Regions from separate parts of the Homo sapiens genome. Here region 1 is linked to region 2. Evidence: chromatin loops called from intact Hi-C (ENCODE). Cell type or tissue: heart left ventricle. All regions are shown on one strand. Each heading gives the region's core, and the rest is flanking DNA. Links, peaks and the distances in the headings are about the cores only. Region 1 has its middle 20 kb from the start of ROR1. Region 2 overlaps ROR1 (receptor tyrosine kinase like orphan receptor 1).

The links. A loop is a pair of places that touch in the nucleus more often than their neighbours do. Peaks named below come from ENCODE experiments on the same cell type or tissue, not always from the same donor. Only the 100,000 strongest peaks of a DNase experiment are listed, where the experiment ranks them.
Region 1: it touches region 2 in a loop (3-fold over the local background); 1 of 110 quality-filtered maps calls a loop at or near these places.

The regions. Positions count from the first base shown.
Region 1 is chr1:63,749,552-63,758,714 of GRCh38, forward strand. No RefSeq gene overlaps it. Among named protein-coding and RNA genes, the nearest start is that of ROR1, 20 kb to the right of the region's middle. In heart left ventricle, for the core only: no CTCF peak of the experiment used is centred there; no DNase peak of the experiment used is centred there.
Region 2 is chr1:63,810,440-63,819,602 of GRCh38, forward strand. The region is part of intron 1 of ROR1 (receptor tyrosine kinase like orphan receptor 1); the gene reads left to right. Among named protein-coding and RNA genes, the nearest start is that of ROR1, 41 kb to the left of the region's middle. In heart left ventricle, for the core only: no CTCF peak of the experiment used is centred there; no DNase peak of the experiment used is centred there; H3K27ac peaks cover 724 bases.

The DNA of each region.
Region 1 (9,163 bases), core at 2,463-7,462, 61 kb before region 2:
TTAGTTGTATAAGCTCAATAAGAAATAATAGTGCTATGGATTTGTCTAAAAACCAATTGCATTCTGAAAATGTGTGGTGGCTAATATTTTATGTCAATTTGACTGGACTAGGAATGCCCAGATAGTTTGCAAAACATGATTTCTGGGTGTGTCTGTGAGGGTGTTTCCAGAAGAGATTAGTCTTTGAATATGTAGTCTGAGCACAGACGATCCACCTTACCAATATGAGTGGGCATCATCCCATCCATTGAAGGCCCAAATAGAACAGAAAGGTGGGGGAAGGATGAATTCACTCTCTCTCTTCTTGAGCTGGGACAGCCATCTTCCCCTGCCCTTGAACATCAGAAATCCTGGTTGCGGGTCTTCAAACTGGGACTTATACCAGTGGCACCTCTCCTTCCAGGTTCCCATGCCTTTGGACTTAGACTGAATTATACCACTGGCTTTCCTGCTTCTCCAACTTGCAGACAGCATATGATGATACTTCTTGGCTTCCATAATTGTGTGAGCCAATTCCCATAATCCCCTCTTATATATCTATATATATCCTATTGGTTCTGTTTCCTTGGAAAACTCTGACAAATACAGAGTGAGTTAAGACTTACTTTTTAGTCTCAGCCAGGTGTGGTGGCTACACCTGTAATCCCAGCACTGTGGGAGGCCAAGGCAGGCAGATGACCTGAGGTCAGGATTTCAAGACCAGCTTGACCAACATGGTGAAACCCCTGACCAACAGACCAGCTACTTGGGAGGCTGAGGCTGGAGAATCGCTTGAACCTGGGAGATGGAGGTTGCAGTGAGCCGAGATCGTGCCACTGCATTCCAGCCTGGGCGACACAGCAAGACTGTCTCAATAAATAAATAAATAAATAAATAAATAAATAAATAAATAAAGCATTACTTTCTAGTCCTGACCCTTTCACAAACTGGCTGAGGAACTCAAGCAAGTGTTTTAAAGCCCTCAAAATGAGGAATGGTATAGTCACTCTGTATTCTGTACTTAAGACAGATGCATAGAAAGGCTTCTTTCTGAACGTCTTATTTTCACATTGTATGGACAAGCTGGAGCATAACCAGAGGCCTCGGACTCAGCACTGGAAAGAATTCACCTTTGTGAGGCTTTCCATCATGTAGTAGACACCGAGCTAGGGTTTTACCTATATGGTCTCGGTTAATCTTCACATCAATGCTGAAATGTTTTTTATTATTCTAAAAAAAAAGAGTTTTTTCTTTTTTTTTTTGGAAGAAACTTGCCTAAGATCGCTCCCACTGAAAGTGAAAGGGCTGACTCCTAAATGCATGTCCTTCCCACTACTAGGATAGAAAAACATCTAAAAACCATGTCATGAGAGGGCAGCTATGGAAACCAAGAATAACAATAGCTATCCAAAAAAATATATGAAGGACTGTTAGGTCCAGGAAAATAGATTTATTCATTTTTGATCCCAGAGAAACTTGATCCATGGTAGGAAAACAGGAAGTTGGTGTCGGGAAGAGCTTTCTATTAGAGGCGATTCAACCAAGGACCCAGCTTCCTTAACTCATCCTGAGCATCCTTTGGCAGAGGAGATGCTGTCAGTATCCGGCAGTGTCCCCCTACTTGCACCTCTGCTGGGTGTGCTGAACCAGCCTCAATTGCCAAATCCTGTGAATCTTTGCCTACGGGATTCTCTGGTCATTGGAGCCCACCTACTTGCATACTGGAAGTGACCAGGGAATAATCACTTCCCCCGGCAACTGACATGGAATGCCTGATGGGATAAATGCCCTGGCCCTCTTGCCCCTCATGGGATAACTCTGGGGTGCATGCTCTATGCTGTTTCTCAGAGTTCTCAGCAGGATGAAGCTCCAGTTGGTGGAAACTTGTTTCATTGTTTTCTTCTCTTGCCTGTCTCACTTCTGCTGCTCAACCAGTGTTCCGTGGAATAACTTCTCAAATAAGCCACTTGCATTTGAATCTTTGCCTTGGAGTCCACTTCTGTGGAACCCCAAAGTAAGGCAATCCCTATGATTCATGAGCACTGGACTGAATGTCAAGGGATTTAAGTTTTCATTTTGCTTCCTGACCATGTGCTTTTGGGCAAGTTACTAACTCTGTCTGGCTCCTCATTTTCCCATTTGGACTAGATGAAATATACTTCTGTCATTTATATTCATGATCATGAGTACACCTAGCACTTCAATTTGTAGAGTCCTTTGGCTGCTTTTGTTTTTATTTATTTTGAGACACAGTCTCACTCTGTTGCCTGGGCTGGAATGTAGTGGCACAATCACAGCTCTCTTCAGTCTTGATCTCCCAGGCTCAAGTGATTCCCCCACCTCAGCCTCCTGAGTAGCTGGGATTACAGGTGTGTGCCACTACGCCCAGCTAATTTTTAAATTTTTTGTGTGGGGATGGGGGTCTCACTATGTTGCCCAGGCTGGTCTTGAACTCCTGATCTCTAGGGATCTTCGTGCCTCAGCCTCCCAAAGAACTGGCATCACAAACATGAGCCACCATACCCAGCTCCTTTGTCTGCTTTTGAAAGGCCCTTCTCATCAAGGCCCTTCCCATCCATGCTTCATTTGATCTTCAAAATACCTCTATGAATTACAGAAGGTATGAACAACTTTGCCTATCTAGAAGATTAGATAATTGAACACCATAAGGGATTAGTGTCCTTTTTTCTCATCTAAATATTTTAACTAATTTGCTCATATTATCCACCAGTCTGAGTGATTCTCATGCCTTATTCTTCTAAATTTCCATCTCCAACTTTGATGCATAGAACAAGTTTCCTGTTTCCTGATGGCTAGGAAACATCTGGAATTGTGGCCAAAATAAGAAGAGATTCACAACCTTGAATATAAAATTCTCCCTTCAACAGTCTATACTAGGTTAAGTGCTGTGTGAGACAAGCATGTGGAGGGAGACATAGTCTCCCTGGGCTCTGTGCTGGTGGGCTGGGGAACTGTGTATATGCACTCTGAGAAGAGGCAGCACAGGACACGTTTCAGAAATGACATAAACAAAGTTTGGGCTCTCTGAGAGATGGACTGTGTGTGAGTGTAAATGTGTTTGATCTCTGTATCATCAGTTTCTAAAACTGTACCTTGGATATAGTAGGTATTAAGTAAATATTTCTTAAGTGTTAATATATGCCTGCATAAATGAATAATAGCACCCTGGGAGTTCTGGGAAGATACTGTATTACTACTAGAGTAGTCAGGGCAACTTTCCAGAGGGGATGGATGGAATTTGAGGTGGGCCTTGAATGACTGTCAGTATTTCTGTTGTCAGAGAGGGCATCCCAGGTGGAGGATATGGCATGGGCATATAAGCAGAGACACAAATACTCTAAGTATGTACCAGAGGGTGGCCAAAGGCCTTGTGCGACTGATGCACTATGTTAACATGGGGCGGGGTGGAGCCAGGTTGGTGGAGGCCTTTGAGGCCAGGAGGAGTTCAGGATGCAGTGGTGAACTGCTAAGGGTTCTGATTGCGAGAGCCATGGTGACGGCTAGGGAGGAAGTGTAGTCAGGTGTCAGTGCAGAGTATGGACAGAGGAAGGGAGAGAGAAACAAAATCGTGAGGAGGAGATTACAGTAATTCTGGCAGGAATGTGAGGGTGTCTGAATTAGGGAGTGGAAGTGAAAATAGAAAAGGAAGAATGGGTCCAGAATTCAGTAGAATATGGATTTTAGGAGCACAAGCTTTGGGGTAAAGCAGCCTGGTGCCAAATTCTTTCCCTGCTGTGCAATATTAGAATTATATATCCTCTGTTGTCTCATTTGCAAAAAGGGAGTCATAAGATGTTGGTAAGAATGAAATGAAATAATGTATATAAAGAACAAAGCAAAATGCTGTCACATACACTCTACATGACAGAAGTTTTAAAAAATTATTATTTTATTAAAGAAAGAAAGACTCAGCTACTCATTAATTACCCAGCATTTAGAGATGGTTATTATTAGTGCATCATACAGTCTGTCCACTGGAACTTTGTTGGTCCCCACACTATTTCTCTAGATCCATGAAAAATGAAGTGTGTAACTAGTACAGGCCAGAAGCACTGAAGAAAGTCAGTACCATGGGGTTCATGGGCACTCTGGTAGTGTATTAGTCCATTGTCACACTGCTAGAAAGAACTGCCCGAGACTGGGTAATTTATAAAGGAAAGATGTTTAATTGACTCACAGTTCTGCATGGCTGGGAAGGCCTCAGGAAACGTACAATCATAGCGGAACTGGAAGTAAACACATCATTCTTCACAGGGCAGCAGGAGAGAGAAGTGCCAAGCAAAGGGGGAAAGATCCCTTATAAAAACATCAGATCTCGTGAGAACTCATTCGCTATCATGAGAACAGCATTGGGGTAACTGCCCCCATGATTCAATTACCTCCCATCAGGTCCCTCCCACAACACGTGGGAATTATGGGGACTACAATTCAAGATGAGATTTGGATGAGGACACAGCCAAACCATATCAGGTAGTTATAATAATGACCCCCCAAGGATGTCTACATTCTTATCCCTGAAATCTATACGTATGCTACTTTATGTGGCAAAAGGGACTTTGCAGATGTGATTAAATTAAGGATGTTGGGATGGGAGATTATCCAGTAGGTGACCCTAATGTCATCACAAGAATCTTTATAAGAGGGAGGCAGGAGTGTCAGAGTCAGAGAAGAGGATGTGACAATGAAAGCAGAGATCAGAGTAAGAGACAGCTCCTCCAGAAGGAACACAGCTCTGATGACCCATTTTAGACTTTGGACCTCCAGAACTGTGAAATAATAGATTGGTGCTGTTGTAAGCCACCAAATTTGTTACAGCAGCAATAGGAAACTAATCCAGGCAGTGTAGATGGTACCTTCATTCTTCACATTGAGCAGCAAAGGTTTTTCTAACTAACTTTTGGTTGGTTGCATGAGTAATGTTCTGTCTCCACAACAGTATAATTTGTGTTAGTTGAGTTAACAGTAGCTGCTTTTGCAAAGAGACTGCAATGAAGAATGACTTAAAGAATATTGATGCTGTTTCGCATGTAACACTCTGCAGTGAGTGTTTGAGGCCAGCAAGTGGTTCCACTCCATAGTTATTCAGAGAACTAGGCTAATGGTAGCTTGGCCACTTCAATGAGTGACTTCCAAGACTGCTAACTGCATTGAGCAGGCAGCCCTGGTCATGCTATGACAGCTACCAGGAAGTGGGGAGTTTTAGAAGGCAGTGGAAGAGGCCAACCTCACTTGGACAGAACGTGGTCACAAGGCCACACTAGATGCAAAGAGGTCTGGGCAGCCACATTCCAGTCAGAAACTATTACCATGGATGGAAGAAAGAAAGAGCAGATTTTGGGGGGCACCCAGCCATCTCTGTCACATCTGGTCCCATTCTGACCTTTAGACTGCTAGTTTCTCAAAGCAAGGACTGCGCTTTTGCTCACCCATTGTATCCCCAGTAGTTGGCACAAGCGTTTGATACATGGTACGTGCTCAAAACCTATATGTTGAATGAATGAAGGAGTAAATGAGTACATAAAAGGACAAATGGACTTTTCTTTAATAGCTGTGTGACTTCAAGCCCATCTCTTCAGCTCCCTAAACCTTCACCTCCTCATCTAGAAAATGGGCCTAGAAATGCAGGCTCTGCTTGCGTCCCAGTGTTGTTTTGAAGACAAAATATAATCATAAGAAAAAAACTTAAAAAAAATATTTCTCTGCAGTTTACAGAAGCACTTTCATATCTTTGGTCTCACTTGAGTCCCATGAACTTGGGGGATGCTGTTATTTGTTATCCCCATTTTGATGGGGGAACAGGCCGAGGGGGACTGAGTGCATGTGATCAGTGTGAAGCGCCCATTAGCATGTTGAGGCAGATGGACATGGGGGTTGTCACGCTCAGGCTTGTTTCCTAGACAGCTGTGCTGTACGAGTTCTGATTCTGTGTAGATTCAGTCAGAGGTACTTGCCAGAATAAACAGGCTCACTCTGTTACAACTGTGCTGTCATAAAAAAGGAAGAGCAGGCTGGGCGCGGTAACCTGTAGCCTGTAATCTCAGCACTTTGGGAGGCCAAGGCAGGTAGATCACCTGAGGTCAGGAGTTCGAGACCAGCCTGGCCAAAATGGTGAAACCCCGTCTCTACTAAAAATACAAAAATTAGCCGGGCATGGTGGCAGGTGCCTGTAATCCCAGCTACTCGGGAGGCTGAAGCAGGAGAATCGCTTGAACCCAGGAGGCGGAGGTTGCAGTGAGCCGAGACCGCGCCATTGCACTCCAGCCTGGGTGACAGAGCAAAACTCTATCTTAAAAAAAAAAAAAAAAAGGGAAGAGCAAAAATGATACTACAGAGTCCTTAAGTTATTATTAGATGACCCTGTGTCATTTTCTATAGAGCAAAACCAGACTTCAGCGCTCTCCACAGAATCTTAGCCGTCATTCTGGTCCAAATTCCTCTTGGTCCAGACAGTGGAGGTACTTTTCTGAGGTTGCACTACTCCTAGAGTGACTACCCATCCTAATTTGCACTGAAATTCTCCCCTCCCAGGAAACTCCTGAGTCCTGAGCAAGTCAGGATGATTGGTCACTCACAATGGGTAGGTAAATGTTTTCAGATTCCCAAGTCTCCCTGATTCCAGAATACTACTTGTTAACCACACTGGCACTAAATGTAATCACGAGTTAGCTTCTTTGCCCCTCCAATCTTAAATTTTCTCATCTGTAAAATACAGAGAATAATACTGAACTCAAAGAAATGTTGTATGGATTAATTCAGAAAATGCGTATAAAGTGCTCACTAGATTATAGATACCATGACTATTATTATTACTTACCAGGACTAGAAGCAGGTTATCCTAGCCATCCAACTAACTCTCTATTACCCTTGGTGGTCTCTGGTAGGATTAATAAATCATCATTATGGGAATTTTCTGTACATGAAATAAAGATGTCATATTATAATTGGAAATTTTTGTAAACTTATATGCCCCCCCCAAAAAAAGTGTAGTGAACGAAAAGTTTTTGCTGTCTATACTAAAAACCTCACCTTCCAAGAGGAATTTAGTCTATAGCTGAGCTATACCCAAAAGATTTCTTTTTTAGATGGTGAGAACAAGCTGCTATCAAGTACACTATAAAATGGAAGGATTTAGATGATTCTGGCACCAAGGGTTTAACTAATGTTTATGGCAGGAGGGAATGACTGTATTTCTTATATCATATTCAGTTATGTATAATAAAGTCTATTTTGGATCTAGCTACCCTCTGACCATGTTTTTCTGTTGTTGCTGCTCCTGTCCATGCAAATATGCTCTATGGCATTATATAGAGAGAAGAACAAAATCTGGCATTTCATGCTAGATTTAGAAGCTGCCTGTTCCCCTGTTGCAGTGCTCTGAGGGGGTGTTTGAACTCTGAAACCCTGAAGACTGATTCCCTCAAACAGACTCTCTCTGTATCTCAGTGGGAAACTCTCTGCTTCTCTTCTTCAGTTTCTTCAGCTGTAAACAGGAATCCAAATAATTCCCTCTAGCCCAGGGATTCTTTGAGCTGGTCTGTAAAGTTACAGAGAGATGAAAAACCCTGTAGTGACAATGCATGCCTAGTGTTGCTGTGAATCTATAGCTCAGAGTTCCATGAAATTAAAATTAAAAAAAAAAAAAAGATACAGCATCCAAGAGGAAAAGCCCAATGTTCTCTCTGCTCAAACTGTGGTAGTTTGTGCGTAAATATGGGGAATCAATTTCTGTGCAAGTTCCTAGGGTGATCTTGTAAATGTTTTTCTCCTCTTTTCTTTAAAGGCAGTCCTCTCAGTTTGGTTTTTTTTTTTTTTTTTTTTTTTTTTTTTAGGATTCCCTACACACATCTCTCCTTTTTTTTTGTAATAAAGAAAAAAAAATGAATACAGCTTCCTTGCTCATTGTGGAGAACAAATCTGTATCTCTTTGGAAGCTTGTTGATCAAAAGATTTCTGTCATCTGTGTGTAGTACAGTTCTCTGAGGGGAAAAGGCAGAGTAATCAAGAATGCTTCTCTTCTGAGAGGAAAACAGATGTACTGTGTGTGTAATGGGACTATGTTTTAAAAACAAAGTCAAGAGCCCTGGAGAATGATAATAGTGATCTCTCTGAAAATGTGTGGAGATGATGGTAGCTGGAAAAGATATCCCCACATTCCAGAGTTTTTGGTGTCTGTGGCAGAAAGCAGAAGAAATGTGTCAATAAAAATCTGGCACTTATTAGAGAGATAGGGAAGTCTGGAGTAAATAGTGGACTCTGAGTACAACAAGAAAAGGAAAATAGAAACATTTCTGTACCCCAATACCAACTTCTACCTTGGGTCTGGTGGTACCTGTGTTTACTATTTAAAATTTATAACAGGTATCCTTAAAATGATCATTGGATTTTGAGGAGCTCCCTTCCCGGCTTGATAGTGTTTACAAATCACACCAGACAATAGATCTTTAACTCCATTACTAAAAAGTAATAATAGAAAATGGGTTTTGTATATAGTACATTTTCTCTGGGGGAATGAAATCCAGAATAATATTGACCACAAACATTTCACTGTTTAACAAAACAAAAATTGTAGAACACAAAGAATCAGCTGATTCTCCTCCCATGGGTGGCTCTTCCGTAGTTGTGTATAACTGTCTAGGGCAATTATTCTCATAGTAACCTGTTTAATAGTGGCAAAATCCAGTATAATCAGAATACTTAAAACTTTAGGTTATTCTTTGTGTTTTGTAGTTATGAGGACGGACAAATGGGAATATGTATCTGTTTCCAGAATTTGGTTTCCAAACATGTTTTTAGATTGGATAGTACTATATAGTTTCATTGCAGGCTTCCTGATTCAATGTTTACATTGAAAGAGGAAAAATATTTTGTACTGACAGAGAATCAAGAGCCGATGTACTCCAAGGTCTCAAGCACACGTTTTAACTTAATTTGTATGCAGTGATGGACTATCTCAGAGCCGAAAAGTGATCTGTATTCACTAATTGTAGGTGGTTTGGTAGGTTTTGCATATAAAAATAATGTTTGATGTGTTACTGCTGTTGGGTTTCCCCTCTCTCTTCCTGTATTTTGTGTGTTTACTTCATGGGCTCATTTAAGGTTGAATGTGGAGCTATCTCAAGTCCTAGGCTGCACTGGTTTTTACACCCATAAGTTTCCTTAGGAA
Region 2 (9,163 bases), core at 2,466-7,465:
GAGATGAACAGACACACTTCAGCCTTTAATGAACTGCTAGGCAGGAGGGGGAAACACACATGTAATCTAAATAATGTAATGTAATGCCATAAGTGGTGTAAAGGCTTGTGGTTTTGGAGAAGAGGAACAGATGAACTGTCCAGAGGACATTAGAGAAGCCTTCACAGAAAAGATTATATTTGAGCTGGATACTGAAGGATCTTGAAGGTGATTGCCAGGAAGAAGGGAGGAAAGGGCAGACCAGATGGAGGTATCCACGTATGCAAAGGCATGGAGGTGTGAAACATGATGCCTCTAGGGGATGTCTCATTTAGCTGGAACACGGGTTTTGGGAGGCCCATGGAGGCTATTTTGGGAAATAATACTGGATTGCAAATGGCCTGATATGCTTGCTAGTCTACAAATCTAAACTTAATCTTTTAAGAAGTAAATAACTTCTCTGTAGGAAAGTAACTACAAACGGTAAAGAAAGACATGCTTGTCAAAAAGGCCAGAACTCCTGAATGTGGACCCCAGGAACTCACATGTACTATCTGGTCTCCCCCAGGTTCTGCAAGGACATCAAAGACCTGAATTTTGCCTAGAAACTGACCCTAAGAGAGACAGGAAGTAGTGAGAGGATACAGACCCAACCGACTGTAGAAAACTGTGGGATTGAGGTTAATATATAATTTGCTTTAACTTGGGTGAATGTGGAATAAGGAGAGTGGCAAAATGTTAAGTTCATACTCATCTGTTTATAATTGTGTGCTCTGAGCACCCTTTCCTTTAAAGTGGGCTGCACACACAGAGAAAGAAACATTTTTCACACAGTTTGGACCAGTGCCTGAAAAGCTCAGACTCGGAGCGTCCAGGAGCTGAGATGCCTGTGCTGGACAGCCCCTGATTGGAGAGGAGTTAATGATCAGTGCCCCTAAAATTGTCACATAGGCAGCTGATTATGAGAAATTGGTCCAGCTGTTTAGGTTACTTTTGAGATCAAAATTTTGTGTTTTGTCAGGGGAGTGAGTTGTCACAAACCCCATGTGGCCAAGGAGAGACTACTAGCCTGCCCTTGTGCCAAAATGTTGCAAGCTTCTGTGGGCAGCTGATTTTAGTAGACCTTATAGGGAAACCCCTCACTCCATCTTTTTTTTCCCCTCCTTCCTACACTGAGATGTAGCAGGAAGGACCCTGGCCTTTGGGACTGGAGGTGTGGTTAGCTGGAAGTAAGTAAGGTTCTGCTAGTTCCCTGGTGAACATAGAATGGTACTTCTTTCTGTCTCCTCATCTGTGAGGTAAAAACATTCAGAGACTCAGTGTTTCTTATGACATTGATAAGCTAAGGTTCCACTCCCCTTTCTGGCCTGTTTTGAGTTTTCCCTGTATACTCAGTGAGTGCATATGATTTAGAAAGGTCTGGGTGGCTCAGGCAGTGGGTGTGAGAAGAGCTGCCTCACTTTGGGCTCTATGTCCTTAGGTCCAGGTTGGGATCAAGTCCAATAAGCTAAAGAAGGCTTTCGGGAAATAAAACCAGAGGTGTTTTTTTTTTTTTTTTTTGAGACAGAGTCTCGCCCTGTCTCCCAGGCTGCAGTGCAATGGTGTGATCTCAGCTCACTGCAACCGCCACCTCCCGGGTTCAAGCAATTCTCCTGCCTCAGCCTCTCCAGTAGTTGGGATTATAGGTGTGTGCCGCCACGCCTGGCTAATTTTTTGTATCTTTAGTAGAGACAGGATTTCACCACGTTGGCCAGGCTGGTCTCGAACTCCTGACCTAGTGATCTGTCCGCCTCAGCTTCCCAAAGTGCTGGAGTTCGCTAACCAAGGCCTGCAGGCCAAATTTGGCCTGAGGCCTGTTTTTATAAATAAAGTTTTGTTGGAACACATTCACCCACATGCATTTACATATCATCTGTGATTGCTTCCATGCTACCATGTCAGAGTTGAGTGGTTGTAACAGAGACCATGTGGGCTGCAAAGGTGAAAATATTTACTAGCTAGCCCTTTACAGAAGAATTTTGCTAACTAACCTGTCCTAGATCATAAACTCTAGGAGGGCTGGGGACATTGAAGGTAGTCAGTAAGTTTTGACTGAATGAATGAATGAATGAATGGATGAATGAATGAATGGTCAGGAAATTGGAATTTGTTGGATATGTAATTTGACAGCAGACTTTTAATGACACACTTCAGGTTCCATTTTCCCTTTAAATAAAATAAGAACAGTGCTACCTATGAAACAGGCAGTACTTAGGAGGATTATTTCCCATAATATAACTTTGGGTGTTTAAAATGCTATTAAAAATATAACTACCATCTATGAAGCTTTGTATGTGTTGAGCACTTTATTAAGAGCTTTATTTTTATTACCTCTTTTAGTCCTCACCGCCACCCACTGTGAGGGAGGAATTATTGATCCTAGTTTATAGATGACAGAGCTGAGTCCAGAGAGGCTGAGTTACTTGCTGAGGTCACAGAGCTGGTAAGGCATTGAGCACAGGGTCCAACTCCAGGGTGTCTGGTTCTAAAGGCTTCCCATCATGCCCCATTGCTTCTGAGTGCTGTTAGGTGCTTCCCACCACTTTTTTAAATAAAAGAGACAGATATCAATTTTGGAGAGGGGTCTTCAAGATAGAAACAAATGGCAAAAAAAAAAAAAGTTGGTTATCAAATCTTTTAAACCATTTATGTGATTTAGAAAACTGTGAAGTTACTCATCATTAGAAGTGCACTTTAAAAAATTCTCTTCCTTAAGGTTCAGCTCAGTGTGCTTCATGGAAAAAACTAAATGGGGGAGCATGTTTTCTTTGGGAAAAACAAAATAGGTAAGTTTTAGGGATTTGTAGAATTTTCATTTGTTTAGCAATGGTGTACGTAGTGGTAATACACATTCAAATGCTGCCTTCTCCCAGAAACCTTCTGCCAATTCCGCACATCACTTGGAACTGGGTACCTAGCACATAGCAGACATTCAATAAATATTGATTGAATGAATGAATTAGTACCTTCTAGCATTTCACACATATTGCCTTCCAGTATACTTGGTTTTATGTGAATGTGTGCCCTTACCTATTATAGCATAAGCACTAGAAGAGCACTGGTACCCTGCCCACTTCTTTGTACCCCTTATGGTACCTACCTAGCACAGGGCTGGAACTGAGTAGATGCTCAATGAACATTTGTGGAATTATGCTGTGGCCCCCAAATTATTTTGTGGCCCCTAAAGCTTTGCAGCTGAGTGAATGGCCCATTGAAAACTAGCACGATGATCAGATGGACTTCTCTCTGTCTAAGGGCATTGATTGAGACCCACATTTATATTGAGGGTGGAAATGTCCAACAAAGACAAAGAAAAGCATATTTATTGCTTTAGATAGAAGTCATATTTGTTTCTTTCACTCTGGAAGATATAGTCACATAAGGTCATGAGCTATTTTTTCTTCCTACTTAATTGCTAGTCTGTGGGTTGGTGAAAGCTCACATGCTTAGCTTTTCAGTGAAACTTTCACAGTCCATGTGGCTCTGACTCAGAATTTTTTCCCCTATCTGCTTCTTCTGTTGCCAATTCATTGTTTATCTCCTTTGTGTTTTACATCTGACCTATTATTTTGCATGCTGTTTTGGATTACTGAGGTAGCAACATCCAAATAGTTTCTGTGTACATTTTAGCTTTTGGGAGTCAGGCAGCTGCTCTGGGGCCTGTTTGAGTCAGGTCAGGGTCAGAAATGCCCTTCTGCTTTTGTTTCCGTGGAAGAAGTTGGCCTGGAACTCTCTCTGGGCACCTTCTGCGCCCTCTGGCAACCAGAAAAGCAAAGTCGTTCATCAAAATCTCAGACTGGAGCAACTCCTTAAAACAGCTTCCACAGTTCTTGCACATACTCCTTTCTTGATTTGTTGCATATCATTTCAGGCACCTCTTTTAATGCAGCTATTCAGGCTGCCTAAGGCAGTGGTCCCCAACCTTTTTAGCACCAGGGACCAGTTTTGTGGAAGATAGTTCTTCCACCGATGGGGTGGGGGTGGTGGTTTGGAGATGATTCAAGCACATTACATTTATTGTGCACTTTATTTCTGTTATTATTATATTGTAATATATAATGAAATAATTATATAACTCACAATAATGTAGAATCAGTGGGAGCCCTGAGCTTGTTTTCCTGCAACTAGATGGTCCCATCTGGGGGTGATGGGAGACAGTGCCAGATCATCAGGCATTAGACTCTCATAAGGAGCACGCAACTTAGATACCTCGCATATGCAGTTCACAACAGGGTTCGCTCCTATGAGAATCTAATGCCACCACTGATCTGACAGGAGGTGGAGCTCAGGCGGTAATGCAAGTGAGGGGGAGCAGCTGTAAATACAGATGAAGCTTCGCTCACTTGCCCACAGCTCTCCTCCTGCTGTGCAGCCAGGTTCCTAACAGGCCATGGACCAGTAGGAGACCCTGGCCTAAGGGACCAGGACAGTGGCCAGTGCTTTTCATAGCCTCTTAGTACTTCTGGTGGAGTGTCTCTATTCCCCTCAATTCCCTCCTATTCCGCTAGGAGTTTGAATCTGCTTTGCCCAGTTCTGTCCTGCCAGCCTTTTTCCTTTCACTGAATTGCCTTCACTTTTTGCCTATTAGCTTTGATCTCTTTGGAAAAAAGGGCACTGGGGTATTATTACTGCCTCTGTTTGTTTTTGCAAATGCACTATGATTTGTGGTTGGTCTTTTGGCTAGCCTGAGGCTACCTGACCCTCCCTCAACAGCCCTAGTTCCCCCAGGTCATTCTATAGTTTTGCCCATTTCTTTAATTAATGTTGGTGAGAGTCTCCGAGCAATGAAGACTTTTTGGATATGGAGAGAAGCAGAACCAGAGGGATACCAGTAATTATGCTAATCTGAGAGCATTAAGTCTTCAAATATACATTTTTGGATAAGCAATTCTGTTGTTTTTGAAGTTTGGTTGTCTTTTTGTTTCTGGGTGGTGGACTATAATTTTGTATTAAGGAAAGAATGCCTGCCCTTATATATCCAGGACTGGATTTTTTTTTTCTTTTTCTTTTCTTTTCTTTTCTTTTTCTTTTTTTTTTTTTTTTGAGTACTCATGAAAGGAAACCATAAGAATGTTTGGGTCTAATAATATACTTGCTTGTGTATGAAGATAAAACCAATAATAACATTAATACCACCCTTCAGTGGTGAAATGCTTTAACCTTTCAAAACAACTCCTTTTATGAACTTACTCTATCAGTTGGCAAGGTGATTTCAGGGCTATCTCCTGTGGTGATGATGGATCTGTGGGAGCTTTTCTAATTGTGTGGGTGAATTTGAGAGACCCCATCCCAGTGGTTCTTGTTCAGGGGTGAGTATGGAATCATGTGGGGAACCGCCATGAATTACACATACCCAGGTCCTGCCCAGGACCTACTGACACAGTCCTGGGGTGGGGGACCTGCCCACTTGGAAAACTTCCTGGGACTTCCTCAGCTGGACCCTCTGGGGATTGGGGAAATGCATTGCAGTCACCTGCCTGGGGTAGTAGGGGCTGCCACATCTGTGACTAGGACCCAAGGAGAGTGATGATGACCCTTCTTGGAATCATGCAGAACACACAGTGACAGTCCCTTTTGGAAGCTGGCCACAGGCTGCACTTTATTCATTATTTTAACAGCAACCAAACATTTGCTGTGTGCCCACTGGTGGCCGCTAGACAGTCTTCCCACCCTTTAGCTCATGTAGTCATTTAAACCAGTTCCATCACTAGAGAAATGTGTTACTAGCCCCTTGAAGGAGAGTGGGCCTTCAACTGGATTCAGGAGTTGTGGTCTGAGGAGAGTGATTGATATGGTTTGGCTCTGTGTCCCCACCCAAATCTCATGTAGTAGCTCCCATAACTCCCACGTGTTGTGGGAGAGACCCAGTGGGAGATAATTGAATCATAGGAGCAGGTCTTTCCCATGCTGTTCTCATGACAGTGAGTAAGTCTCATGAAACGTGATGGTTTTAAAAATGGGAGTTTCCCTGCACAAGCTCTTTCTCTCTTTGCCTGCTGCCATCCATGTAAGATGTGACTTGCTCCTCTTTGCCTTCTGCCATAATTGTGAGGCCTCCCCAGCCATTTGGCATTGTAAGTCCATTAAACCTCTTTTTCTTCCCAGTCTCGGGTGTGTCTTTATCAGCAGCATGAAAATGGACTAATAGAGTGATTTAATGAGTTTCACCAGCATGGGTTTCTTTAGCCTCGGTTTCTTTGTCTGCAGTATATGGGCTAATGGTACACACCTTGAGGTTGTTGAGGGAGAAGAGACGGGCTCAAGTGCTGCCTTTGTCTTACCAACCTTGTGAAGCCTCCTTGAGCAGCCATGTCTTCATTTGTAAGATGAGAATAAGAGCACCTGTTTTATGGGCTTTTTGTAAGGATTGCGTGTGCTCATGTAAGAAAAACCCCTTGCACCCTGCATAGTACCTTGCAGAGCAAATGGTGGTGATAATGACAATAGAAGGAGCTCTCTTTATTGAGTGCTTACTGTGTGCCAGGCACTGTGCTGGGCACTGGACTACAACAGAGGGGAAAGATAGGCATCGTTCCTGACCTCACTGCGCTTAACAAAGAGAAAGCTCTAAGAGAAAGTTTTCAAAGCATTACCCTTCTCTGTATATTTAAGAGGAAAGCTTTAATGTTATAGGATGCCTTCTAAATATGTATTTTATAACACAGTGGGTAGAATGTGGAATGTGTCTTCTGGGAGGGAACTGGAGTTTTGCATTTCCTGCCTGCTTGTGCTTTTGAATTTGTGGCTGTAATGCTGCCCTGCCTGAGGTTTCAGCAGTTAATATTTCCCAGGGCAGCATGATGTCAACGCCCCGTGGTCTCTTATCTACAAGAAGGGTATAGCCGGGGCAGAGGGAGAGAAAGGACTATTTTCAAAGCCTCTCTTGAAGACTTTGTTGAGCTTTAACTTAAAATTTTCCTCATCTCCTTCCTCAAACGTTTGTGCTTGATGTGCATAAACCATGCCAGTGTTTTGGAAGATTCAAGTTTGACCACCATAAATTGGTTCATATTTCCAGCAGGGCAGTTATTTAATTTCCTGTTGGAAGTCTACAAAATGTTGGCACTGTTTGCTCTTTGGCAGAAGACCAAAACTCAGTACAGTATCATTAGCATGCTCTGGTACATAGATTAAAGCACGATTGTCTTTAATAAGAGGCCATCCCTGTTTAGGATGGGGCTTTGGGGGCTGCAAGGGTGCAGGGAAGCACAACGAGCTTTCTAATCAAAATCAAAGTGCAGTTACTGGGACTCACTCGAGAAGGGTTAAAGGGAGGGCAGAATTCCGATTTCTTGTCTCAATTTCATTTGTTTGGGTTATTTTGCTCTAGACTCTGGGAGAGTTTTGGAGGCCAGGGCTGGCTGGTTTGTGGGATACCCTGGTTTAAGCCTCGTGCTTCTTCTGCATTCCTCCCTCTTGGCAGTACGGCTCATGGGAGAAGCCCACCTCTGAAGCCCATAGAGAAATGCAGAGTGTCTCTACGGAACCCACTGTAGTAACTGAAATGTTATAATGGTGGGCATTTACAGAGGCTCTGTTATCAGTGAGGCACTTTACATATGCATATTCAGCCTTTACAGTAACCCTGTGAGATACGTATTATTATTGCTGTTTTGAGGATGAGAATACTGAGATGCAAAAAGATTAAAGTATCTGTAGCCAGTGAGTATCTGAGCTGGGGTTAGAACCCAGTTCTGTTCCTTGGAAAGATTCTTACTCTTCTCATATACCCTAATAAGGGCCTGGGGAAGGAAAGGATCTGAGTTTTCAAAAAAGCTTGAAAATTTGCCTAACATGAATCTTGGGAAATTATTTCTAGGGGCTTCTTACCAGATTAGCTCTGTTTTTCTTTCGCAGAGGCCCTTCAGTGTTGGCTCTTTGGTAGAATGAGCATAGAAATGTATTTTTTTCCTACAAATATTGTATCATGAAAAATGTCAGACAGATTGAAAAGTTGAACACCACCTACATTCTACTATTGCTGTTTTATTCTATTTACTTTATCACTTGTTTCTCCATCTAACCTCTAAGATCTATTTATATTTGTTAGAACATCTTTTCTCTCTGCCCTTCTGTTCCTTTGATTGATGGCAATGGCCTGATGGGAAGTAATTCACAAAACCAGAGGGAAAGTACAGTGCTTAGAACAATCTTTTTTTTAGGAAAAAGAGAAAATTGTTCTTATGTTTAGGTAGAGCCCAAAATGGGCATTTTTCCCCTCCCCTAGGTCTGTTGTTTAAAGGATCTGACAGAAATAATTATAATGAGGCTGATGGTGAATACATAAGGTATAACCTATTATTACTGTCTTCTATGCACCAGGCATGATGCTGACTGCTTAGTAACCTTATCTCATTGATCATTTCAACATTCCTAATTTACAGATGAGCAAACAGCCTAGAGAGGTTGATTTCTGAGCTGGGATTTGAGACTGGTGTGTAGAGACTATGGTGTGATTTCTCTGCATTTCAAATTATGCTTCCCTATATTTTTGTTCCAGGGTCTCAGTGGGAGGCCCTAGAAGGTTACTACTAATAAGGAAAAATTGCTAAAGCCCTGGAAATTGAAGGCTACCAGAACCTTGTAAAGATTCTCTGGGACTAGACCTCATTCCTCTGAGGATCCTTGTCAGACAGTTTCCAGGGGGTGGGGAGATGTTCTGCTCTCCCCAGAGTGTCATAGAAAGTTTCTGTGGCTTTCGGAATTTCTCATGACTGATTCACATCTTCTTCTCCAGCTTAGAAGAAAATCCAAACACTTACCTTTGGTTTATCAGTTGGTTAATGTTGTTTTCTTTTCATGGTAGGATCATCTATGGCCTCCTTAGACCTATACAAGTGACATCTTTTCTTCCTGGGGAAGAAGATGGTTTCTGCAGGCACTGACTTATGAGGGCAGGTGCATACCTTTTGTAAGGGATGAAACTTGAAAAAGAATGGGTGCTTTTTGATGTGTTTATGCTTGAACCTGCTTCCTTGTTGAGTGTGATCTTGAGCAAGTCACATAAGCTTCTTAAACTCTTGGCATCCCTGCAGCAGTTATTATTGTGAGGGAGATGGAAAAAAGGTATGGATAGAGTTCTTTCCATTAGAAAATGTAATATTCCTCAGGAGCCCATGAAGAGGATGCTGCTGAAAACTGAGGA